Regions from separate parts of the Mus musculus genome. Here regions 2 and 3 are each linked to region 1. Evidence: chromatin loops called from intact Hi-C (ENCODE). Cell type or tissue: heart. All regions are shown on one strand. Links, peaks and the distances in the headings refer to the core of each region. The heading gives the core; the rest is flanking DNA.

Region 1 (7,877 bases), core at 2,482-4,981:
ATGTGTAATTCACTTTAATATATGTGTTACTTGAGAAAATCTGTTAAGGGTTTTCCTCATCTGAAAAGAAGAGTTAGCAGAGAGCAAGGCTTTACACTAGGAAAAGATTCTTCATTAAAACCATAGTCTTTGATTAAAAGACACCTTAAAAGGACAATGATCTGACCTTTCACATGACATCTGTGCCATGTCATAGCTCTAGTCATAGGTGAGCTTCAGCAAGATGCAGACAATACCTAGGGAGAACTTGGACAGACTGTCCTGCCTTTTGGTGGCTTTTACTTGTCTTTGTTGTCAATATCCTGAACATCAAGTAAGACCAAGCATATTCATTTGGTTTGGAGAATCTTGAACCCCAGATACCCTTTGGCACTGGATAATCCACTAGAGCTGGTGTAGAAATCCCCTTTCTTTCTTTCTTTCTTTCTTTCTTTCTTTCTTTCTTTCTTTCTTTCTTTCTTTCTTTCTTCCTTCCTTCCTTCCTTCCTTCCTTTCTTCCTTCCTTTTTTCTTTCTTTCTTTCTCTCTCTCTCTCTCTCTCTCTCTCTCTCTCTCTCTCTCTCTCTCTTCCTTTCTTTAGATTTATTTATTTTATTTCTGTGACTAAACTTTAGCTATCTTCAGACACACCAGAAGAAGTCATTGTATCCCTTTACAGATGGTTGTGAGCCACCATGTGTGTGCTGAGAATTGAACTCAGGACCTCTGGAAGAGCAGTCAGTGCTCTTAACTGCTGAGCCATATCTCCAGCTCTTCTCTCTCTCTCTCTCTCTCTCTCTCTCTCTCTCTCTCTCTCTCTCTCTCTCTCTCTCTCTCTCTCCCCCTTTCTTCCTTCCTTCCTTCCTTCCTTTTCTTTTTTAAACACCTTTATTTACTTATTTATTTTAGGTATATGAATACAATGTCACTGTCTTCAGACACACCCGAAGAGAACATTGGATCCCACCATAGATGGTTGTGAGCCACGATGTGGTTGCTGGAAATTAAGCTCAGGTCTTCTGGAAAAGCAGCCCATGCTCATAAGTGTGGAGCCATCTTTCCACCCTCTAGAGCTTTATATTCAACTGAAGAAAGATTTAGGCTCATTACCATTGACATCAGTCTTGATGCATAGGATACACACACTAAACAAAGGCATTGCTTGATGACAAGTTAGAAAAGGCAAAGAATCCAGCCAACCATGGATCATCTCACCCTTGGTAAAAATAACTCTTAGAACCTTTTAGGCCCTTGGAGATCATTCAAAGCAAAAATGCATGCAAAAGTAGTTGCAGACTTCTGTTTAAGCACATCCAAGGAAAAGACCTTAGCTTATTTTCAAGAAACTCATCCCACACACCCATACATGCACTAGCTATAAGGTTAGTCCTTCCTTGTGGCTTGAAGTGTCTCTTTTTTCTTTCCTTCCTTCCTTCCTTCCTTCCTTCATTTTTTTTTTCATTTTTTTTTCTTCCTAGCAGGATCTCCTGTATCTCAGACTGGCCTTGAGGTCATTGATTACCCAAACATGACCTTGAATTGTTTTTTAAAGATTCCAATTTTAAGGAAACACAAACACACCCGTACTATTCTTTACAAAGCAAACAGAAATTCCATCACCAAATGCATCGAAAGTCATGGTCTTACTATAAGTGGGCTCCTCTGTCCAGGGAAATCCAAGCACTCGAATCTCTGGCATGACACGGAATTTACTGAATCACTACTAGCTGAGATTACAGGCATGTGCCACAGCAGAGGGCTTAAAGTGGCCTTCTTTTAATTTCTATCTATTGGCCCTTGTTTCACATACTGGGATTCATGGAAATGAGACTTTTACAAATATTTTAAGTTCCTTTTTGGAACCAGAGAAAGCGAGGTTCATTCAAAACGTGAATTGAAGAAGGATAGAAGTAGAAGAAGCTAAAGATTTAGGGAGAGGTGAGTACTGATTCATGTTTTAATTTCTAACTTGAGATTTCTTACTAGAACTCTGTTCTTTCAAGCTTGTTGGGCTTCCTGATAACCAAGGAGGTTGTGCATAACATTCTACCATGTACTAAGGTCATTGTGGCCTCTACCTTCTCTTAACTCAGTGCCCTTCTACTCTGGTAGTAGATAAGGGCAAGGACTAGCCTATCTATTGAGCCCCTGACTGACTATCTGGGATGTGATAATAGAAAACAAGCATTTTTTTTCTAAGTCAAATTAACATATTTAACATCCAGATGCTAGTCTAGCTACTTCTTTGAACTTTGGTTTACTCAAATGTAAAAGCTTTCTTTTAATACAGTCTCTATAAATGTATATTTTAAGAATTAGTTAAACCCATGAATATGAAGTACCTGACACCATTGAAGGTATGCACAAGATACTCAGTAAAATTCCTTTACCTAATATTCCTAGCCTTTCATGAAAGCATGGATACTCAGTCATGAAAAGAGCCTTCAGTGCTTTACCATAGAAGGACCTTCTCTTACATTCTAAGTCCAGGCTTCTTACTTTAATGCCTTAAACTACTGACAAACCTTGAGAACGTCACTGGATTCCTCTGAACCTCATATATTATGTTAGAATCTTCTTAGACTTAGGTATACATTAAAAATACTGGAGTCAAGATTCCATCTTTCTGAATCTTCACCAATAAAGCTCTTGACAAAACACTAGGCAGCCCTCCAGTCTTCCATATCTAAGTTAACTCCATCAGAGACATTTTTGTTCAGGTTATGTGTGTGTCTAAGTATGTCCGTAAAGCCTTAGCTGTTTTGGCTGCATTTAATATAAATAACTTTCCCCATCTTAATGCTATCCACGCTGTCTAGCCTCATGTGATTTTCAGGATGCCATGGGAATTTAGCAACCTGTAGCATTTATCATCCTAATTTGTCTTTGGGAAGAGGCATTTACAAACACAGGCCTGATAACACTGTTCGCAGCCTGCTCAGGGAAACAGGACCATGTTTTGAGGTCAGCTTATAACTGTTTGGGCACACTGTTGACACTGTTGACACAGTGACCCTGCTAATTGTCTCTCTGGAAACAGCTGGCCCTGCCCCCTGGCATGCAATGGATAACCTGATGTTTAGAAATGTGTGACCAGGGACGGTTGTGTTGAGAACCTACCAGACTTTGGTGTACCCTAAAACAGTTAATTTCACCTCTCAATGAACAATCTCCAGCCCAATCCAGTCCAACACCTTTGACAGTACATGCCCCAGCTTGGCAAGAATACCAGCCCAGTCCGTTACCTGTGTATCTAATCAGTGAACATTTACTGAACATTCTCTGTTTCAGCTATTGTACAGAGCTAGACAGTAAATTAGATTTTCTCTTGGACCTGCAGCCCATATTTCTGCCCACGGTTCTCTGGGGAAGTTGGTGAGAACTTTTGCTCCCAATCTAAAACCCTCCCCACCGAGAGCACCCCAATGAGCCCAGTCATAGAATCCCCTAGAGAATATAAGTCATTTGTCCTCTTCATGAGGCTGATATGACCCCACTTCCCACAGCCCAAGATCGATCTGGCTCATAGACAGATACATTTTTCTGTGAGATCTATTATCAGTGCAGCTCATTCATGGGGAAGGCATTCGTTTATTCCCCCCCCCCCTTGCCCCAGAAAAGCAGGAAGAATAAAACAAGAGCAAACTGTCCACCTGACAGCGCTTAGGATAAATGAAGAGGCTGTGGGGATGGGGAGGTTGACACAGCCCCTTAAGAGGAAGAGACACAGAAGTAGTGTCCTTTTGCAGGCTTCATGGCATCCCTGATTTGAGACCAAGGCTAAATAAGTCTGACAAAGTGGTTCATCAAAGCAGAAGTGAAACCCCACACCTATTGGATCTCATTAATTCTCCAGACTGGTTTATTGTCAATCTCTATCAGTACAGCCCACCACATGGTACTTTCGTCGCTCCACAGTTGACTCAGCTGTCCATCTATTGGTGGTGTGACTCTGTTCCCAGAAATAATGTCACTGTTCCCACCACACTGGCCACTTGCTGTCTGCTGAGAATCCTGAAAGCCCTGTAGGTGGTGAGCAGGACAGCAACTGGTGATTCTCATTTACCGAAGGCCTTTCTATTTTTAAATTTTTGAAAATACTCCACGCTAAAGTTTTCTTACTCTCGTCCTTTGTGATATTTTTAGGCCATGCAAGTGCTTTAGAAAGCATGCAGCTTGCTGGGAGCTGCAAATAGATTTTCCCTTCACCTGCCAGTCACGATGTACCGCAGGCATGTGTCATGTGGAGAGCTGGTCCTTTCCCTCCACCCTCTCCTATAGGCTTCACTTCTGTGTGTTGCTAATCTGTTTAGAAATCAAAGGCTCACTAGACTCAAATGGGAAGCCCAGCCCCCTGGCAGCCTGCAGGGGTTATTATAAAGCCTATCTGTCCTGTACTGTGGGCTCACTGGGAGCAACTGGCAGCAGACAGGAGAAAGCCAGAGATCAGGGATCTGAGCTGGGAAAGGCGATTTGGGGTGAGAGGAGGTTGGGCAGGGGCACAAAAGATCAAGACTTGAAACATGAAAGCAGCCTGGGGATGCTGCAGTCATGACTGTTTTCAGAGAAGGACAAACAGAAGAATTATCAGAGATGCTATGCAGGTGGGACCAAAGGTCCACTCAGCTCAGGGTCTCCTCTGTTAGGAGTCATGCAGGAGCTTCTGGGAGCAAGAGAGAGGGTTGGAGTGAGCAGTGAGCCATTCTTCTATCATCTCCCCACCATTTCTGCAGGTCCAGTGAGAGGTTATACAGATGTCTGGCCCTCACTCAAAAACTACTGGAAATGAGTAGTTCTCAGACTCCTCCAGGGCATTTTTAAAGGGTGGCCCCTAAGCCAGCAACACCAGCATCACGTTGTAGAAAAGCATTTGCTCGGACTCCATCCCACAGCTATCAATTCAGATGCTGTGTGAATGGGGCCAAATGTCCTGAGTTTTCACAATTCTCTCGGAGATTCTGATGTGCACCCAAGCCTGACAGTCACTGTATAGGGGAAACAAGAAGAGGACATCTACTGAGGAGCCGACTGAAGTTCTTTAAATGTGTAAGGGAAGAGGGCAGAAATATTTGGACTCATAGTCAGCTCTTATGTTAATATATCAGAAATGAAATGAAGGCTGCCAACATCTAAAAATAAAAAGGGCTTACAAGACCCAAGGGGAAAAGGAGACATTTTAAGGTGAATAGAATATAAACAAGACCCTATTTGATGTTCCTCATGAGGAAGAGAATTGCATTTTCAGTTGTGATCAGTGTGTGGTGTTTTGACTAGGAAGAGACATCTTTAAAGATGATGTTAGAAATTGCCAAGTTCATGGCTAAGATAAAAAATTCAGGTGACAGCAGATGCTGGCGAGGATGTGGTGAAAGAGGAACACTCCTCCATTGCTGATGGGACTGCAAGCTGCTACAACCACTCTGGAAATTAGTCTGGTGGTTCCTCAGAAAATTGGACATAGTACTACAGCAATACCACTCCTGGGCATATACCCAGAAGATGTTCCAACTTGTAATAAGGACACATGCTCCACTGTGTTCATAGCAGCCTTATTTAATAATAGCCAGAAGCTGGAAAGAACCCAGATGTCCCTCAACAGAGGAATGGATACAAAACATGTGGTACATTTACACAATGGAGTACTACTCAGCTATTAAAAACAATAAATTTATGAAATTCTTAGGCAAATGGATGGATCTGGAGGATATCATCCTGACTGAGGTAACCCAATCACAAAAGAACTCACATGACATGCACTCACTGAGAAGTGGATATTAGCCCAGAAACTTAGAATACCCAAGATACAACTTGCAAAACACATGGAACACAAGAGGAAGGAAGACCAAAGTGTGAATACTTTGATCCTTCTTAGAAAGGGGAACAAAATACTCATGGAAGGAGTTACAGAGACAAAGTTCAGAGCAGAGCCTGAAGGAACACCCATTCAGAGACTGTCCTACTTGGGGATTCACCCCATAAACAACCACCCAACCCAGTCACTAGGCAGATGCCAACAAGAACCTGCTGACAGGACCCTGATATAGCTGTCTCTTGTGAGGCTATGCCAGTGCCTGTCAAACACAGAAGTGGATGCTCACAGTCAGCTATTGGATGGAACGCAGGGCCCCCAATGGAGGAGCTAGAGAAAGTACCCAATGAGCTGAAGTGGTCTGCAACCCTATAGGAGGAACAACAATATGAACTAACCAGTACCCCCAGAACTCGTATCTCTAACTGCGTATGTAGCAGAGGATGGCACAGTCAGCCATCATTGGGAGGAGAGGCCCTTGGCCCTTGGTCTTGATAAGATTATATGCCCCAGTACAGTGGAATGCCAGGGCCAGGAAGCGGGAGTGGGTGAGTTGGGGAGCAGGGTGAGGGGGAGAGGAAGGTATAGGGGACTTTTGGGATAGCATTTGAAATGTAAATGAAGAAAATATCTAATAAAAAAATAAAGAAATTGCCAAGTTCTCCCCGAAATTTGTTCATGAAAAGTTCTGGCTAGCTGGAGTGGTAACTTGATGGTAACGTGCTTCCCTAGAACGTGTGAGGCCCCTCGGTTCCTTCATTAACACTAATAAAAAGCAAGCTTTGTCATATGCACATATTATCATGATCACTGCAGTTTTGAATAGAGAAACAAGAAGGCAGACTTTTTTTTTTTTTATTAAACCATGCTATGAAGTAAACTAAGGTGGAGGACGCCATCCTTATTCATCTCACAACTTAGCTTCTACTTTACTGAAAAACACTGATATTATCAGAAGTGAAAACTACACACAGGCCTGCTGTCAACTTCCTTACCTCCCTGAGTCTCTAATCTTGACTCTGGATTCTCAAGAGCAAGACCTTCCCACAATGCCTCTACCACCACTGCTTTCTCCTTGGGCTCCAGGTCTTATCAGCTCTCATCTCAAAGATATCCTACCTGCAGTCATGAACATATCCCCTCCAGGCTAGTATTATCTGCACAGAACTATCCTGAACTGGCTGGGTATCATGGAACATATGTATAACCCCAGTACACAGAGCAGAGCACAAAGTAGGAAGGTTTCTAGGTCAAAGTCATCCTGAGCTACAGAGCAAGACCCATCTTGAAAAATAATGAAAAATAGAGGGTGGGGGAGGGAAACTACCACAAACTGTTGCTCGCCAGTAACAATCTCTCTTGATGCCACCACTGTCTCCAGTTAGGACTCCATCTCCCTGGTGAAATTTGTAGTTAAGTTAAAATGAAATGTACCTGTCTTTGCTGTCTCTACCTCATCTTTTGTTGTCTTCCTGGACCCCTTTCCAATCATGCTTCTAGCCTCATTTGCCACATTTAAATTACCCTCTCCAATGTTAGCAACTCCCAGGCTGGCACACATCTCATGTAGCCTAGCCTCTCAGCAGCTTTGGACAGAGCTCTCCCCTCCCACCCCCCCAATGACCATGCCTCTGTCTCTTCCTTTCTCTCCCTCCTTCATTCCTGTTTTTAACTTTGGACTATTATACCCAGATCTCTTCGTGAGACTCTTGCCCACTCTAGCTGTATCTCTTGCCAAGCTGAGTTGGTTTGGCACTGTGCCTTTAAATATAATCCACCAGAAAAATCAGAAAACATCTAAAGACCAGCCACACCTGTTTTGTCATTTCCTCACTCTGGTCCAAAACCATGGATTAGTGCCTTATCTTCTATGACTCTTTCCTCTTCTCAGTTGCTTCCTTTAAACAGCAGCTCAGATCATGTTGTGTCTATATTTATTACCTCAAGTTGTCTTATTTCACAACCAGCAAAATATGTATGTATACCTAGACTTTTATGACACTGCATGTGTCCTGACTTCCTCTTCCACATCTTCCCTATGACTATTGGGTTTCAATTCAACCTGCTCCAACCCTGGGGACTTTGCATAT
Region 2 (7,877 bases), core at 2,479-4,978, 62 kb after region 1:
ACACACACACATACACACACAGAGGCACATACACATAAATAAAAATAAATCTTTTTAAATGGAAGATTGAAATAACAATAATAGTAATAAGTGGCTAGAAAGGTGGCTTAGCAATAAAGAGCACCTGCTGCTCTTATAGAGTACCTGAGTCCAGTTTCCTGGCCCCACATGATAGCTCACAACTCTCTATAATTGTAGATCCAGGGAATCTAACAGCTACATTTTGACTATCATACAATTGTCCTGCTTGCTCTGAACAAATCAAGAAAGTGTTCACACACATTTCATGGAAAGTATATTCTCTGCCCTTCCAAGCCTACTCTCCTTGTCTAAGAACTTCCCCCATTATTATATTTAACTTATTATCATTTTGGAAACTATTGTGTCCTTGTGAGAAATTAGAGGTCTTTAATACCCAAAATCTAGGCTAAATCAGTGGGAAACCTCCATGAGTTAAAAATATAAGATGATGATTATTTCTGAATAAGACAATAGTAACTGATGACCTGAAGTGGAAACTTATGGGTTCTTTGGAAAGTTAGTTGTGTTAGATGGAACACATGAAGGAACATTTCACTGAAGTAGACACAGTGAAATGCTAAGGTCGACTTTTCTGTGAAGGAACATTTTGCTGAAGTAGATGGAGGTGAAAGGATGTTCTACTGAAATAAACACATGAAAAGATATGTGATGAAGTATTCTTTATTTCACTGAAAGATACACAGCCAAGAACTTCTGAGATTCCTGCTGGTCCCTCCTACTGACTTGTTCTGAGGCTGAGGCCTGACTGTCTCTGCTAGGTCCTGCCACCACAACTAATTCCTGTTTACCATCCTGACTCTACTAAATTGGACTGCTGGTATATCCAAAAAGTGTTTACCAGAAGATCAAGCTGCTGCTGCTGACCTATGGACTGAACTGATTTCCTGACCACCCAGATGAGATTTACTCCAAAAACCAATTTCTAAACAAGTCCACTTCCCCTGTATCCTTTCTTTTCCACTAATCTCTGGTGAGTGATGGAATAAAAAGAAGGCTAAAACGTGTAAAAACCATCATTAAAAACAGACACAAAAAAATTGAAATTACAATGACTAGCATCCAGTAGCAAATTACAGCAGGCTGGACTGGAAGGTCAACTACACTTGAGCTCAGCTGATATGAAACCTATCCTCCAGTCTAGAAGGTAATGTGTGGGAAAGAGACAAAAGACATTTGGAATAAAAATGGGCTAAGTTTGGATATCAATAATGTCACCAAATTTTCTTGGATTCTGTTAAAATTGTTACCATTGAATTCAGCCCCCAAGTCTTCTGTATTTAAATACTTTTTGTATTTGTTAAAGTATTCCCTTAATATAGCATGTATCTTCTTTAGTTTCCCTTTATTTAATTTCTGCCTTTCATTTTTGTTTCATCTGACCACCATAGGAAAGGCTGGAGACAATGCAACCATTAAGGCAGGATGTTGTCAATGGGCGTCTTTGTGGGCCTGGAAATGAAACAGGCAGCAGTCAGTACCCTAGTAGGGAATCATATAAATTTTCCATTGAGAAAGGGATGCTTATGTGAACAGAAACAATCATCCCTAAAGGCTCACTCCCAGGGCAGCACCAGAAGAGACCTCAAGAGATTACAATGCATAACCGGAGCGAGAAAACGTGATTTGTGGATTCCCATGTTATAAAAACTACTTCTGTTGATTTTCGGTAAATGTCATGTGAAATAAATTGCACTATAGCTTGAAGATTGTTTTGCAAGTAAAAATGTTTAGGGTGGCATTTTCCTTTAGAGGAATAAATTGATATTGAACTGAAAGGCTTGGACAGTTTTTATTTGCCACATACTTGTTCAGCCCACTGTGCATACATGTTAGCCATGTTTTCCTCTCCATGCTAGAACACAATAAAATCTATGACATTTGAGCACAAGGGTTACATGTTATCATATAGCTGTCGCTTTGCTTCCACATTAGAAAAGAAATGTTTTCCCCTTTGGTTTCCAGCTATATTCACAGTCCAAAAATATTGTTTCTTATTACTTCAATAGTAGGTGATCATTTGCTACAAATCCATAAACCAGCTTGCATCTATTTGTCTTCACATGATAAATCACTCTGTAGCCATAAATAATAAGTTTTTGGACCATGACTTTTTTTATGGCTCAAAGGCCCTTGCTCTGCAGTGGCTAATTTCAGCAACAGTTTTTTAGTTCCAATTTCCCAGGAAATAGACCCTGAGAAAGCACTTAGGTTCAGACAGTTTCTATAGAGTGTAATGCCAGGAAACACCGTGGAGAGAAGCTGAGGGAAGAGAGAAAAGACCTGAAAAGAAGCTGCTTTCCCCTATGGGCAAACAGAGCTCAATTCTACTGGGAATCCATTGAGGAAACATGTATCCCCAGAACTGGCTTGCCTAAGGACATGGAGTCTGCTATATTGGTCTATTAAATCCCATTTTTGTTGATCAAGGTTTGCTTCTGGGGATCCTTCTTCCCCCAGCATTTCTGTAAATTCTCCTGCCAGGAGACACACAAACTTCACAGGTACCTAGAGGAAGGTGCCTTAAGAGGAGTCCCAAATGGCCACCTGCTGGTATGCACAGGAGCTCCGAAGCACTGTAGACAAATTCAAAGCTGGGCCAAGAGGACACAGCAAGACTTCAATAGTGTGTGCTATACCAGCAGCCATCTATTACAAATATTAAGTTAGCAAATACGGTGTTTCAGTGTCATGTCCTTTTGTGTATGCATGTGTTTGGAAACAGTCTCATGTAGCCTAGGTTTGCTTAGAATTATTTATGTCATTGAGGGTGGCTTGGAACCCCCTCACTTTACCTCCTAAGGGCTGAAATTGTAAGCCTGTGTCACCATGTTTTATGGGGTACTGGGAATTAATCCTGGATTCTTACACATGTCAGGCAAACACTCTACTAACTGAGCTATATCCCCAGCATCAATGTCAGGTCTTGAAGTACTTTTGGCTATGTTATTTACATATCCCATTAACAGTCCTGAGGATAGTTTTAGTATTGCTAACAACATAGAACAACAGGGAAAGCAAATAATCAGGTTACTGTTAGATGGTTCAAAATAGCCCCAGCTGCTGTTGCAAAGCCCAAATATTGCCATCTCTTCCTAATAGTGAGACTAAAGTTGTAAGAGTTGTTCCCAAATATACTCTTAGAATGTCTGGTGGAGTTCTAAATTTTCAAATTCCATTTTCTCTCTTTATTGGTTTCCTTTGGAAAAAAAAGTACAAGAATCTTTTTTTTTCTTCTAAAAGCAGACTCTGCAGAAGAACACATCCCTGCTTCTCCAGAGACAGTGAAAGGTAACTTTGCACAGTACAGTCATTGTTATATAACGCGGCATTGGGGACACTGAGTGCTTTCTATCAATAGTCTCCCATCTCCCGTTTCAGTGGTGTTGACAGGAAAGCCAATCCAACTTTTGCTGGATTTTGTGTCTGTCTTTTATCATCATTCATGACACTCTGCAAAGTGACAGCTCCAATGACACAGTGGTATTTGTCATTCCCACTTCTGGGTACACTGTGGAAGCTGAAAACTGGGTAGAACGTTCTGGACAGCAGAAATCATACTCTTGGATCACTACATATAGAACCTTGCATCTCTCTTATCTCTCTTCAATTCTGCTTTGGGGCTTCCTTGCACATATTCAAAGCCCTGGGGCAAAGTCAGTTAACAATGTGTTTTTATTGATGAGATCTGATCACCATGATGGAATAAACAAAAAGTCAGAGAGAGAATTGTTTTCCTGAAACCAATTTTTCCATCCCTGTTAGTGAACAACTGCCTGATGGGTACCAAGGAGTTACCAAAGTACATTGCTATGTGATTTCCTCAGTCTCAACCACTCTGGTTGGTCCTAGTGTGATGCAGGCTCAACATATGACTCAGTAATATTTTTTTCCAGAAATAAGTAATAAAACCCTTAGCTTAGATTAACTGCCATACAACAAATATCTTGACCTCTGGCCACAATAGAGTCTCCCAATTGTAAAAGTTCAAAAAAGAAGTAGGGAAAGTCTAGAATATGTTTACTCATGTTGCCCAATAACCTTATGGAACCAAAACCATGCAACATGGAGTACACCTTCTATTCAATAGGTTGCTCCGAAGCATTCTAACCAGGTTCAGATTATCCATCTTAGTTGCTGAGAATCAAGGACAGAGAATTTATCAGTGAAGTTTACCCAATAAAACACCAGGTAACTATGCACACACAAAAAATCCATGAAATATAAATGTAGACATTTCTCTATTGATGATTTTCCTAGTGCATAAGATACTGGTACCACTAGCTCTTATTTAGATAGACTTGACAAATAGTGACCACAGTCTGGCCAGGGTCTATAGAGCTGAGTCATATTGTCAGTGCTGTTGTTTGAGGTCATCAACTTAAATTGCTAGATTATGTCATATAATGAAATTCAACAAAATACTCAGAGAGGACTCATTTAGTTATTCTAAACTTTTTATTTATTTATGAAAAGGCTCAAGAAAATAGTCCTTGAAGGGTAACATCCTTATGCTTCATGGGAATAAGGTACGCTCATAAATTCATGAAAGCTGCTTTGCCCATTGCATTTTCAGAGCTTGGGTTGGGTAGTGTGAGCTCTTCCTCAGTTAAGTCTTGGTGGTCCTGTGGGCTTTCTAGGCCTTCTGGGGTTTCTGTGCAAGCTCTATTTACACTGCACTCTATGCTGGCACATACAATGTGTACGAAGAAAATTGTCCATATCAGATTGGGTATGTCCAGTGGTGTGCCCATTGAAAGCCCTCTTCTGAAAAGAGAGGATAATCATGACAGAAGGCCTCTCAAAATCCCCAAAAGACTAGCACCAGCCTGATATTCATATATCCAAATCCCACATCCAAGCTGAATTCCCCTCTCTTCCTGTTGACCTTCAGTAATCTATATCTGGAGCTTTGAGTTTTTAAATAAGCTTTTCTTGTTCTATCTCAGACTTAGCAAAATTATAGCGACTGAGTTATAAATAATAGAGTTCCCGTGTATCTCATGTCTAATTTTTCTTATTACAGGTTTTTCCATTAGTGTGGTATATTTGTGTGATTATAGGTGATAAACTGATGTTGATGTATTAATGGTAACTGGAGGCATATTTCATTCAGAATTCCTTTTATTACTTTAGAATCCTATCGCTGATTGCAGGTTACATTTAATTATCAGGTATTATTTTATGATTTTGCTTATATGTGTATATGTATGTAAGTTCATGAGTGTATGTGCATGTGTATATATGAGTGTGTGTGCCTATGTGCACTCAGAGAGCATAAAAGGATATCAGATTTTCTGAATTGGAGTAATAGGCTTTTGTGAACTGGCCCACTTGTTAGGTGAATGCTGGGCTCTGAATCCAGGCCCTCATGATTGATCAGTAAATGCTCTTAACCATCAAGCCATCTCTTCAGCTCATATCTGTCATGTACCTTTAAATTCCTCTTGGCTGAGTCAGTTTCTCACATTTGCATCGACTGTCATGTCCTTAACAGTTTTGAATAACACTAGTTACGTGTCATATAGAACAGCCCTCTATATAGAATTTGCCTGATGCTTTCTCATCAGTAGAATGTAGTTTTGAATTTGAGGAGAATAACCATAGATGTGAATTGCATTGTTATCACATTACATCATATCATCAAGGAGACTTATTAACAACATTGATCACGGTGGGTATTGACACTGATCACCTGGCTAAGATTGTATTAGGTGTCTACACTCTAAAGTTACTTCCCACCCATCTTCTCCATGTTGCACTCTTTGGAAGGAAACGATATACAGCCTACATGGAAAGAAGAGACAGTTGTGTTCTGTTCCTTTAAGGGCAGAGTACTCACGTAAGTTCCTTGGAACTTATGCAGGAGATTTGTCTCTCCTCTCCTATTTATTTATTTATTTGTTTACTTAATTACTTATATCAGCACAGGCTCATGGATATTTATTTTATACTTTTTATTCCAATCAATATTATTTATCTTGTTCAAATTTTCCCAGCATTGCCCACCTAGAGTACTTTCAGTTAGCGTTGTGTCCCTTTGATGTATTCCCATCAAATGGATTTTTGGAGTGTTTCATTGCATTCTATTTTTTTCCCGCTACAAGATGCTGCTCTCAGTTCAACTTATACACTTCCTGCCCAACTTCAAGAGAATTATTTTTCTCTTTTCATTTGTTTGTTTGTTTATTGGAAAATTCTAATAAGAAATGAAAATGTAATCCCTAGGTATGCTTTCAGTCCTTGGAGGTTATCGCTTCATGTTCTTAGCTGACAGGACAAACAAACTCAAGGGACATGAAGCAGTGTATATTTACATCTGTTGTAATCATACATACACACACACGTGTGTGTGTGTGTGTGTGTGTGTATAAACATAGATCCATGTTGGCATATCCAACTGGAACTCATTTAGGGCATGGATCATTGTAGGTTTCTCTCTCTTCTTTTCCCCTGTAGGTTCCATTCCAATAGTGACTCTACCATCCACCATCAGTTTGCTAAGTGACTCTGTTCAGGTCCAGTACCAGAATCAGAATTATTAACATAAATCACTGAGGATATGGGATTTATGTGTAATTCTTTATCCCTTTGTCCTATAGAATCAAATCATTCTTAAGTGACTTGTTAGCAACCCTTTTCAATGAAGTCATTGTATACATTTGTAGTACAGTTAGTGTTCTGTAGTGTTGATTCTCTCCCTAGTTACTTACTTATGGGCACTTTTCTTCAACAGTTACTCAACTAGCTCAAATTTTTCTTAATATTTTATTTATTTGATCAAACGTAGAATGCACGAATAATTCTAAAATTGCTGACACATGTACACCAAGCGAACCTCTTATATAGGATAAAAGGCTTTGATGGCATGGTTTTTCCTTACTTCTGAGGTGAAGTTGTTTACACTACACCAGACAGAGTGAGCTTACATGCCTGATTGGGTGCATTTTGACAAAGGCAATGGATAATCACATTAAGATGCAGAATATTTCCATCATCCCAGAAAGCTCTTCCAATTCTTCACAGTTAAGTTTTTCCTCTAGACATAGCCCCATCCTGATTTTCTTTTCAACACAGATTGGTTTCCCAGTTCTAGAACTTCATGGAAATGAAATAACAGTGAAATATGAAATATGAAATAACAAATATGAAATATGAAACATGAAATAACAAATATTTGGAGCATGGCCTCTCTCACTTAAAGTGTCTGTTAGAGCCACCCATGGTTTTCATCTTTTTTTCTTTTTTTCTTTTTTTTTTTTCTGTAGCCTTTCGATAGTAGTTTCTGCCAATGAGCTCCAGCCAGTGGGTGCTGGCAATGTTTAACCACTAGCTCTCTGAGGGAGAAAAACAACAACAACAACAACATGATTTGTAGCATTTGCTAATTTTTGCAGTGTAAATATTCTCACTATTGCCAATTCTAGCTACTTTCAAATTTGTAACAAATAGCTCTTGAGCATGCTGCATAAGGCAGCCCCAGAACATTGCCCGAAGCATAAGCTCGTGCTATTGTGTTATTTTCTATAGTACTATATAGCAAAAGCAGGTGGAGAGCAGAGGAATAAGAGAGGGGAAACATAAAAAGAGAGAGAGAAGGACACAGGGTAGGGGACAAACATGATCAAAATACATTTCATAGGTGTATAAAATGTCATAATGAAGCACATTAATACTCATAACCAATATATGCTAATAAAACATGTTAAAGTGTTTAAATGTAAAAATTCTTTTGATATCAGTAAAGCAGTCAGACACTGGAGACCTATTCTATACCACACTTGATCAGGTTCATATTTCAAAAAAAAATTTTTTTTTTAAATTCTGCTTTCCTTTCT
Region 3 (7,877 bases), core at 2,479-4,978, 110 kb after region 1:
GGTGGGTGGCTGGGTCTAGCCTTTTTCTGCTTGGGAGACAGAGACGAAAAGAACAAATTACCCACCCGGTTAGGATGCCCGGCATCCGGTCCGCGCGATGCTCCCACCCTGACCAAGGCTGGCCAGAGAAGGCACAAGGGTGGTTCCTTGGGACCAGCCGGTATCACCTCCTCCAATACTAGCAGAAGACCTTTGAAAAAAAAGGAGAAAAAAATCTCCCCCATCCCGGACTCTCTGGTTTCTCCCTTCTAAAACCTAAGCGAAAGCAACCATATTAGCCCGGGCTGCCAAAGGGCGGGGACACCCACCTCTTGCACTGCGAAATCCCCTGGTTCTCAGTGCTTGCGTTGCGGACGGTGGCTGCCCAAGGGCGCTGCTGCGGTCACTGATCGGACTGTGAGTAAGGGCGACTGTGGTTGCTCCGGCCCCCTGCCCATTCCAGGTGCTCAATTTATAGTCCGGGAAAGGTGTCCCAGGCGCCCAGGACCACCCCTGATGTCTCCTCCTCCTACCTCCTCCAGCAGCACAGATAAAAGGTCCCAGCCCTGACCGCGAGTAACACTCGCCCAACCCTTTCTACCGCGGGGGCGGGGCACGCCGGGTGGCTCCGCCTCTCGCCTGATACCCGGGCTAAGGCAGGGCGGCCCAGCAGGGCAAGGCAGGGTAGGGCTGGGAGGATGGAGCGGCCGCACCCCAGCACCAAACCCAGAACAAGCTGTTTGGGGGAGGGAGGGCGAGGCACTGAGCCCAAGGAGCCGCCGTCCAAACCAGAGGGCGGACTGGCGCGCGCGGGCTGGGCGGGCTTGGCGCGCACTCTCCGGGTGGGATGACCGGAATGCTTGTGTGTCCGGGTTGCAAAAGAGCCCCTCAATCCTGAACCTAGAGTGACTGCAGTCCGGAAATTTAGCCTCGATTTATTATTAGACGTCGGGTAAGAGGGATTCACAGCTGCCCTGACTCCATACTTGGGAATCTTATGTAAGAAGAGTTAGCAGGACATGCCGGATGCACGTGGACATGGGGTGCTCCCTCCACGGCCCAGGTCGTGGTCAGCTGCAGGGGGATGGGAACACTGAGGCATTTGCTTCCCTCCTGGCGGGGTCTTTCCTACTACTGCTGCCAGGTATGAAGAGCACCCTGGTCATCTGATCTATAGTTTTGTGTCCCCCACCAAGAGATAAGAGCATGGCAATGGAGTGTGAACTTGGGCCTTGTGGCCCTTTTGGCTATCAAAAAGACTAGGAGAAGGTGGCAGAAGTTAGGACTGGTGTTGGGTATATCTTATCATTTAAAGAAAAAAAATGGGAGTATACCCAATAACTTTCTGGAGTGTGTGTCAAGTGCTCCTTTCAAAAGATAGTTCTTAAGCAAGGGTTACTTAATAAGCCTAAGCTGTGTACCATAGCCCTGGATCTACCTTTCAAGTTTTACACTTGAAACTCCTCTTTCAGGTTCCCAGCCCTGAGCCCATACTCATTTCCCATCTCATTTCCTTTGCCACATCCCTCAACCTCCAGTCAGCTCTTCCATTCCTCCAGATAAGATGACTCAGGCTTCTAATTTTAAATTTCTTCCCACTAAAGTCTTCGGGGGGAAGTTTTAGTATGGCATTCCCCTGCAAGACAAAAAAGCGCCCCAAACAAGGAGAGACACTTATGCATGTGGGTTTGTTTGTTTGTTTGTTTTTTCTTGAAGGACTGGTACTGTCTACCGAAAATCATGTCTCTTTTCAATTTTGAAGGGAACAAGAGCTGATAACAGACAGAAAAGTCATTGGTAACTCTAGAACCCAGACTGGCAAATCTCCATCTCCCTCTGGTTTACTGGTTCTAGATCATAACCCATGCTTCCAATGCTTTCTTATGTATGTATGTATGTATGTATGTATGTATGTATGTATGTATGTATGGAGACACAGTCCCAGCCAGCCAGCCAGCTTGATTTGGAACGACAGCTACTCATCCTTCTGATTCAGTGTCCCATGTTCTTTTAAACATGAAATAATGTTTGTTATCTGCCCCGTGGAGCTAAGGAGATCAGTGGAAAGAAGAATGTAGATGGGAAACATGCATTGTGTAAACCTGACACATAACAATAACCTCAGCCTTTCTCTTCTTATGCCCAGATTTGAAAACTTTTCCACCCTCTGTTTGTCAACAAAATGGAGTGTCTCCCATGAGAGAAAAATTTCCAGTGTTGCTTTAGCAATAAAAAGGAACTTCTTCTTGGGCTATGGCAAAGGGTTCTATTAGGGTTCAATGAGGTATCGGCGGTAAAACTCTTCACTGTGTACACTGTAAAGTACTTAGGGCTTCATCACAGTTTAGAGGCATTTTCTGCCAAGAGTCTGAACCCTTAAAAATAGGGAAATAGGCTAAGATGAACCAGAGAGGACCTCACCCTCACCTTTACCACTTCTTCTGCACAGAGGTGTTCAAAACAGTCCAGGCTTGTTTTAACCCTTATGGCAGACAAGAGCCAAGGAAGAGAGCTTTAGAAAAACACATTACCTGGTTACCAGTAGTTGATGTTTCTCATAACTTAAAATGTAGTTTGACCCCTTCTGAGACCCAGACCCTCTGGATATTTTAAGTATGCACCCTAATGAAAATTTGGAATTGCTTTGGGTTATTAAATGCTGGAATCCTGCCTTCTTTTCTCTAACAGCTCCCAGAAAACGGAAATCCCAACTGCCTAGTAAAGGCATCCCACTTTGAAAATTAGCTAAGCCGTGGAGAAAGCCTCTAGCCCCTTCCCTTTGGCCTCCATCCTTCATCTGGATCAATTTCCTTCCTTCTGCTTGGATCTTCTAGTGTCTTGACTCTCGGTTGCTGTTCTTACACATTTCTAAAACTCTGCCAGGTAATGGCTCATGCACCTGCCGGCAAAACTTCCCAAACCGGGCCTCCCAGCTCCCCCCTGCCCACACAATAACTCACACCCACCGGGTAACTTCAGAACGAAAAGGTCCTCAGGCCAGAGCTCCGGGCCCTTGGAATCACCCCATCGCCACCCTTCTTGCCCCAGCCAATCAGAAAGCTTCTGAGAGACTTATGCAAATGAATTTTTGGCCCTAGCCAGTCAGAAGCCATAAACCCCTCCCCCCAAGTGTCCTCTTTCACCCTGGCCCTGAAGAGCTAATGGCAGGCGTCCCTGGCAACCGGCCTGCAGCCAGTTTTCTCCTAAAGCAAGGCTGTAAAAAAAATAAAGAACGATTCCGGGGGTCACATGGGTACTAAACGGGTTGGGCCAGGCCCAGTAAAAACTAGGCAGCTTCTCTGGTTGCTCCAGGCACCTTCCCTATCTCGATCTGGAATTGACAGAAAGCTCCCAGCGACCTGTCCAGGATTCCTTTTGCCTAAAGAGAACCCTAGTAACGATCAGTTGAGTAAATGGCTTTTGAGTACTGACTTCAGGTGAGGCGCCAAGGTCTCTCTTTTTCTAACCAGCGTGCTAGATTCCTGTTAGAAGCCTGGTCTGAGATCCTGCATCCCCTCTACGTTGTCCTAAGCTCTAACTGAGAAGCTCTTAAATGCTGAATGGTAGAATCCCTTCTTTAATCAGTAACCAGGAAGTGATGCTTGACTGGCTCATCATCCCCCTGTAACCCCCCCCCCCACCTCAGTCAATTCGCAAATTACCCTTCCTGTTGCGTCTCTTTGATGGCTTAGGAGAACAAGGCATTTTAGAGGCGAACAGAAATTGCAAAGCAAAGTTGTGAGCAAAAGTGAACTGGTGGAAGAAGAAGGAATGAAGAAATAAAAAGGTCTGGCTTGGGGTTGGACAGAAAGTAAGAATTTAAGACTAGAAACCGCCCCCAAGCCAAGACAAAGGAGAGTTTTGATCACACTGATACAAAACTTAGAAGCAATATCTTCATGAAAACTGTTCTGGAAATATGACATTTGCACTCTCCCTTTAAAGACCATGTAGTCCAACCTTCTGCTTGTATTGAAATTGCTCACAACATCTCCACCAAGTGGTCACCCTTGCCTACGTTTTGTGCTTTCCATCCTCTGGTATCAGGTCAATGGTTTTAGAGCTCTTCAGAAAGTCTTGAAGCACATAGAGGCTGGCGTGTGAGTCTAGCAGTGGTCTCCCTGAGTCCACTCCATCTCAAGTCAGTTACCTTCAGTTCTTGTAACAAATTCATGCTTTGGGTTGAGCTCGTCCTGGTCACTGTCTTTGGAAGTTGTTTGGGCATGTCTACAAGTTTCACATCTGGACCTCATTCCAAGTACCACCTTTCCTGGGACAAAAAGGAGTGGTGAAAGCACCTATTTTATTGTAAATGGTAACTTTTCTAGACCTAATTCTCCAGTGCCAGATGCAATGCTCTTTTACTACGCAACAAATAAAAACTTCTTAGAATGCTGCCTAGCATTTAAGGGACTTGTTTTAATGGTTAGGTTACATTTATATGTTGCTGTATATGCAACAAAACTTGTGTATCCTATTACTAAGTAGAAGAGATTTTGTGGACCAAAATACAAAACTTTCTATTACTTTTACCTAAGTAGATTTTGGATCATTACTTCAGCATGTTTCAGTAGTTTGAATTCTGATTTTGTGCTCTATTACACTTGGATATTACCTACACATTTGTTAACTGTTCACTATATTCATCCAAACTACTGGTAATGGGTACCAGTGAGTACTGTACAAAGAGCAAAGTGGGATTAAACATCTGGAGAGCTCCTTCAGAGGGATATCAATTCATTATTTAGTATTTTTGGCGTATTTTTTTCCAGTCAGCTATGAATCCTGTTAATTATACCAAGATCCAGAAGACAGAATAGTATGAGCAAACTTGCTAAGTGTTCTACTGAGCTCTCACGGTAATGACCACCTTCCTTCTTATAGAGTTAGAGAATATTTTTGTAGTGTTACAGATCAACCACTGTTACATGATATATGAACTAGAAATAGGGGCTGGAGAGATAGTTCAGTGATTAAGAACATTTGCTACTCTTCCAGAGCACCCAAGTTCTGATCCTAGCACCCACATGAGGTGATTTACAACTACCTGAGACTCTAGCTCAAGAAGGATTCAATACACTCTTCTGACCTCTGTGGATATAAAATAAATAAAACAGGAACAGTGTCATGGCAGAAATTCTGAGTATAGGGAAAATTATATATATATATATATATAATATTAATAATATATTATATATTATTTATATTATATTAATTATATATTAATAATAATATATAATATATAATATAATATTATATATTAATAATATAATATATATATTATTTATATTATATTAATTATATATTTATATATATATATATATATATATATATATATATATTCGAGACAGGGTTTCTCTGTATAGCCCTGGCTGTCCTGGACCTCACTTTGTAGACCAGGCTGGCCTTGAACTCAGAAATCCGCCTGCCTTTGCCTCCCAAATGCTGGGATTAAAGGCGTGCGCCACCACGCCCAGCTGAAAACTTACAGTTTTAATGAATAACTTTGGTTTTGTTCTTAGCAATTCTATTTATTTGAGAATTCTACGTAGATAATGATACATTAAATTTTAATATAACAGGTAAAAAGAAGGGCAAAACCTGTTGTAACTTTTTAAAAATACCAAATAGGAACTTTTATATGCATACCTATATGTGTGTAGCAATAAGTTATGCAAAAAGAGCCCATGAATTCAAAAGATATGGGAGCACTTTGAGAGAGAAAGGAAAGATGGAAATGATGAAATATTATACCTCCCAAAAAATAAAAGAAAAAAATTAAAGCAATAAAATAAACTTAATTATTTAGTTTCTTCAAATGCCAAGATCCACTTAAAAAAAAAAAGAACAACACTCCCCCCTCAAAAACAAAAACAAAAACAAAACTGAAGGACTGGAAGGGGACAGCATTTGGAGCTTAAATAAATAAATAAATAAATAAGTAAATACAATGAGAACGTTCCTCTTTGAAATCAAATTCATAGTTTAAAAGTATGTAACATAAACTTAAAATAGGAAGCAAAGATGAATTAATTACCTACTTCACATGATCAAACTCTAACATCATTTGCATTTTATTGAGACTATATTGTTATAAATATATTACCCAATGGACACTTTCAAATGTCCCATCAGTAAGTATCTTATACAGTATTTATTTTTCTGACTCAAATAATGAAAGAAACAAAACCTAGATGCTATAATCTAGAGACTTCATCTATATTTTATTATACTGTCCAGATAGAATGTGTAGGCTAATCTCATAATCATGAGTAAGAAGCAAAAGTAATATGCAAAATTAATAGGCTGAAATTGATAGTAAATAAATTATATAAGTCTGTAAAAAAAGTGTGACTCAAAAGAAGTAATAACTATAGAAGATTTTGATAAAAATAGGAAAATAATAAATCCTTAGGAAGACTCATAAAATGAAATTGCCAAGTTAAAGAAAAAAACTTGAATTGAAATATTACTAGAAAGCTAATAAACTAAGTAGCAACAACAAAGAACAAAACAGGTCTGCCATCCTTGTCCACATAGAGAGCTTCAGGCCACTCCAGTTACATGGTGGGACTGTGTCTCACAATGAAATCTACAATAACTAAATAACAATGACATGATGATGTTTCTTCAGCAAGGTGTTAGATGCTTGTCAAATGGGGATGTTCAACTTGTGAAAATGTGTCAGACTGACACATTTGATTGATTATTTCCTGCATATATGTTATGCTTGATTTTGGAGAGCCACTTCTAGGAATTTGGCAAGAATTTGACATTGGGCTGGGGCAAGAAAGTAGGCTCAATTAAATACAGCCAAAGAATGGATGTAGTATTCCTTTTATCTTGGTCATCCTGATAAACCCCTAGACTTATCAGTGGTTTCAAGACAGGGTTTCTCTGTGTATCCCTAAGCTGGCCTAGAACTCAGAAATCCTCCTGCCTCTGCCTCCCAAGTGCTGGGACTAAAGGCTGGGCCCCTGTGCTAGGCGTGTACTTTAGTGGTACAGCACTTAACTGATTTGTATGAGATTGTATGTTCAATCTTCACTACCATAGAAAGAAAATTCTGATTTTTATTGGCTCTTGGATCTTAGTGTTAAAGAGGTGACATTCTTGAAGGTGATCCTATTAAAGGAATGTTTTTCTATAACTCCCTAAAATCTATTTCTAAGTAATCATTTGTATAGCACATTTATGCATGGATACTCACCTTTGTCATTCTGATTGATCGCTTATGATTGGAAATACTTAAAAATATCTCATATTGGGTATTCTTTTTGTAATCTCTCTCCTTCTAAACCTAAAAATTTAAAGGAGTACATTAGTTGAGTTGTCTCCCTATGCCTTCCTATCTTCCCTGAATCTGATCAGAGACCTATGTTGTCTATGTAAGCTTTTAGCTAGGTTGCACAGATTTTCATAGCCAATTAGCTTGCAAAGATTGCATTTTGTGTCAGCATTAGTCTTGAGCAGTACAAAATCCAACTGGAACATATGATCAATTTCTTTGTCTCCTAAATGATACCACAATTACTAGAAATTTGGAAATAAATTTATGAGTATGCCATTAATGGGTACCTTGATTTTGTTCTAATTATCATTTTGTTCCTGGAAAAAATATTAAACAAGGAAACCCATTTTTAATTTTTAAAACTCTGAGTGCCATGTGTAATTTCATTTGGTGCAAAGTGAGCGATTATCTTGGCCAGAATTATAACAACACTCATGTGTGGCATAATTTGTTCAGCAGTATTTGTTGTAAATATTTATTTAGTACTACATGGTATCCATAGAAATGACCCCTTGATTTCTCCTAGAATGGACTCAAATGTCTTTCCAATTCTGATTTAAACTAGTTTCAAATCTAAGCAGGATTGCTGAAATGATTTATGTAGTAA

Evidence for each region. A loop is a pair of places that touch in the nucleus more often than their neighbours do. Peaks named below come from ENCODE experiments on the same cell type or tissue, not always from the same donor. Only the 100,000 strongest peaks of a DNase experiment are listed, where the experiment ranks them.
Region 2: a loop joins it to region 1, with 5 times the contacts of the local background. A loop is called at or near these places in 3 of 42 quality-filtered maps.
Region 3: it touches region 1 in a loop (2.0-fold over the local background); 4 of 42 quality-filtered maps call a loop at or near these places.

Annotation. Positions count from the first base shown.
Region 1 is chrX:10,816,817-10,824,693 of GRCm38, reverse strand. No RefSeq gene overlaps it. Among named protein-coding and RNA genes, the nearest start is that of Gm33984, 63 kb to the left of the region's middle. In heart, for the core only: a CTCF peak has its summit at 4,020; a DNase peak (open chromatin) is centred at 4,183; H3K27ac peaks cover 1,369 bases.
Region 2 is chrX:10,754,614-10,762,490 of GRCm38, reverse strand. No RefSeq gene overlaps it. Among named protein-coding and RNA genes, the nearest start is that of Mid1ip1, 41 kb to the right of the region's middle. In heart, for the core only: no CTCF peak of the experiment used is centred there; no DNase peak of the experiment used is centred there.
Region 3 is chrX:10,710,136-10,718,012 of GRCm38, reverse strand. Mid1ip1 (Mid1 interacting protein 1 (gastrulation specific G12-like (zebrafish))) reads right to left here and starts at 648. Exons shown (of 2, transcript NM_026524.4): 1 at 309-648; 2 at 1-26. In heart, for the core only: a CTCF peak has its summit at 3,981; a DNase peak (open chromatin) is centred at 3,082; H3K4me3 peaks cover 1,225 bases; H3K27ac peaks cover 1,052 bases.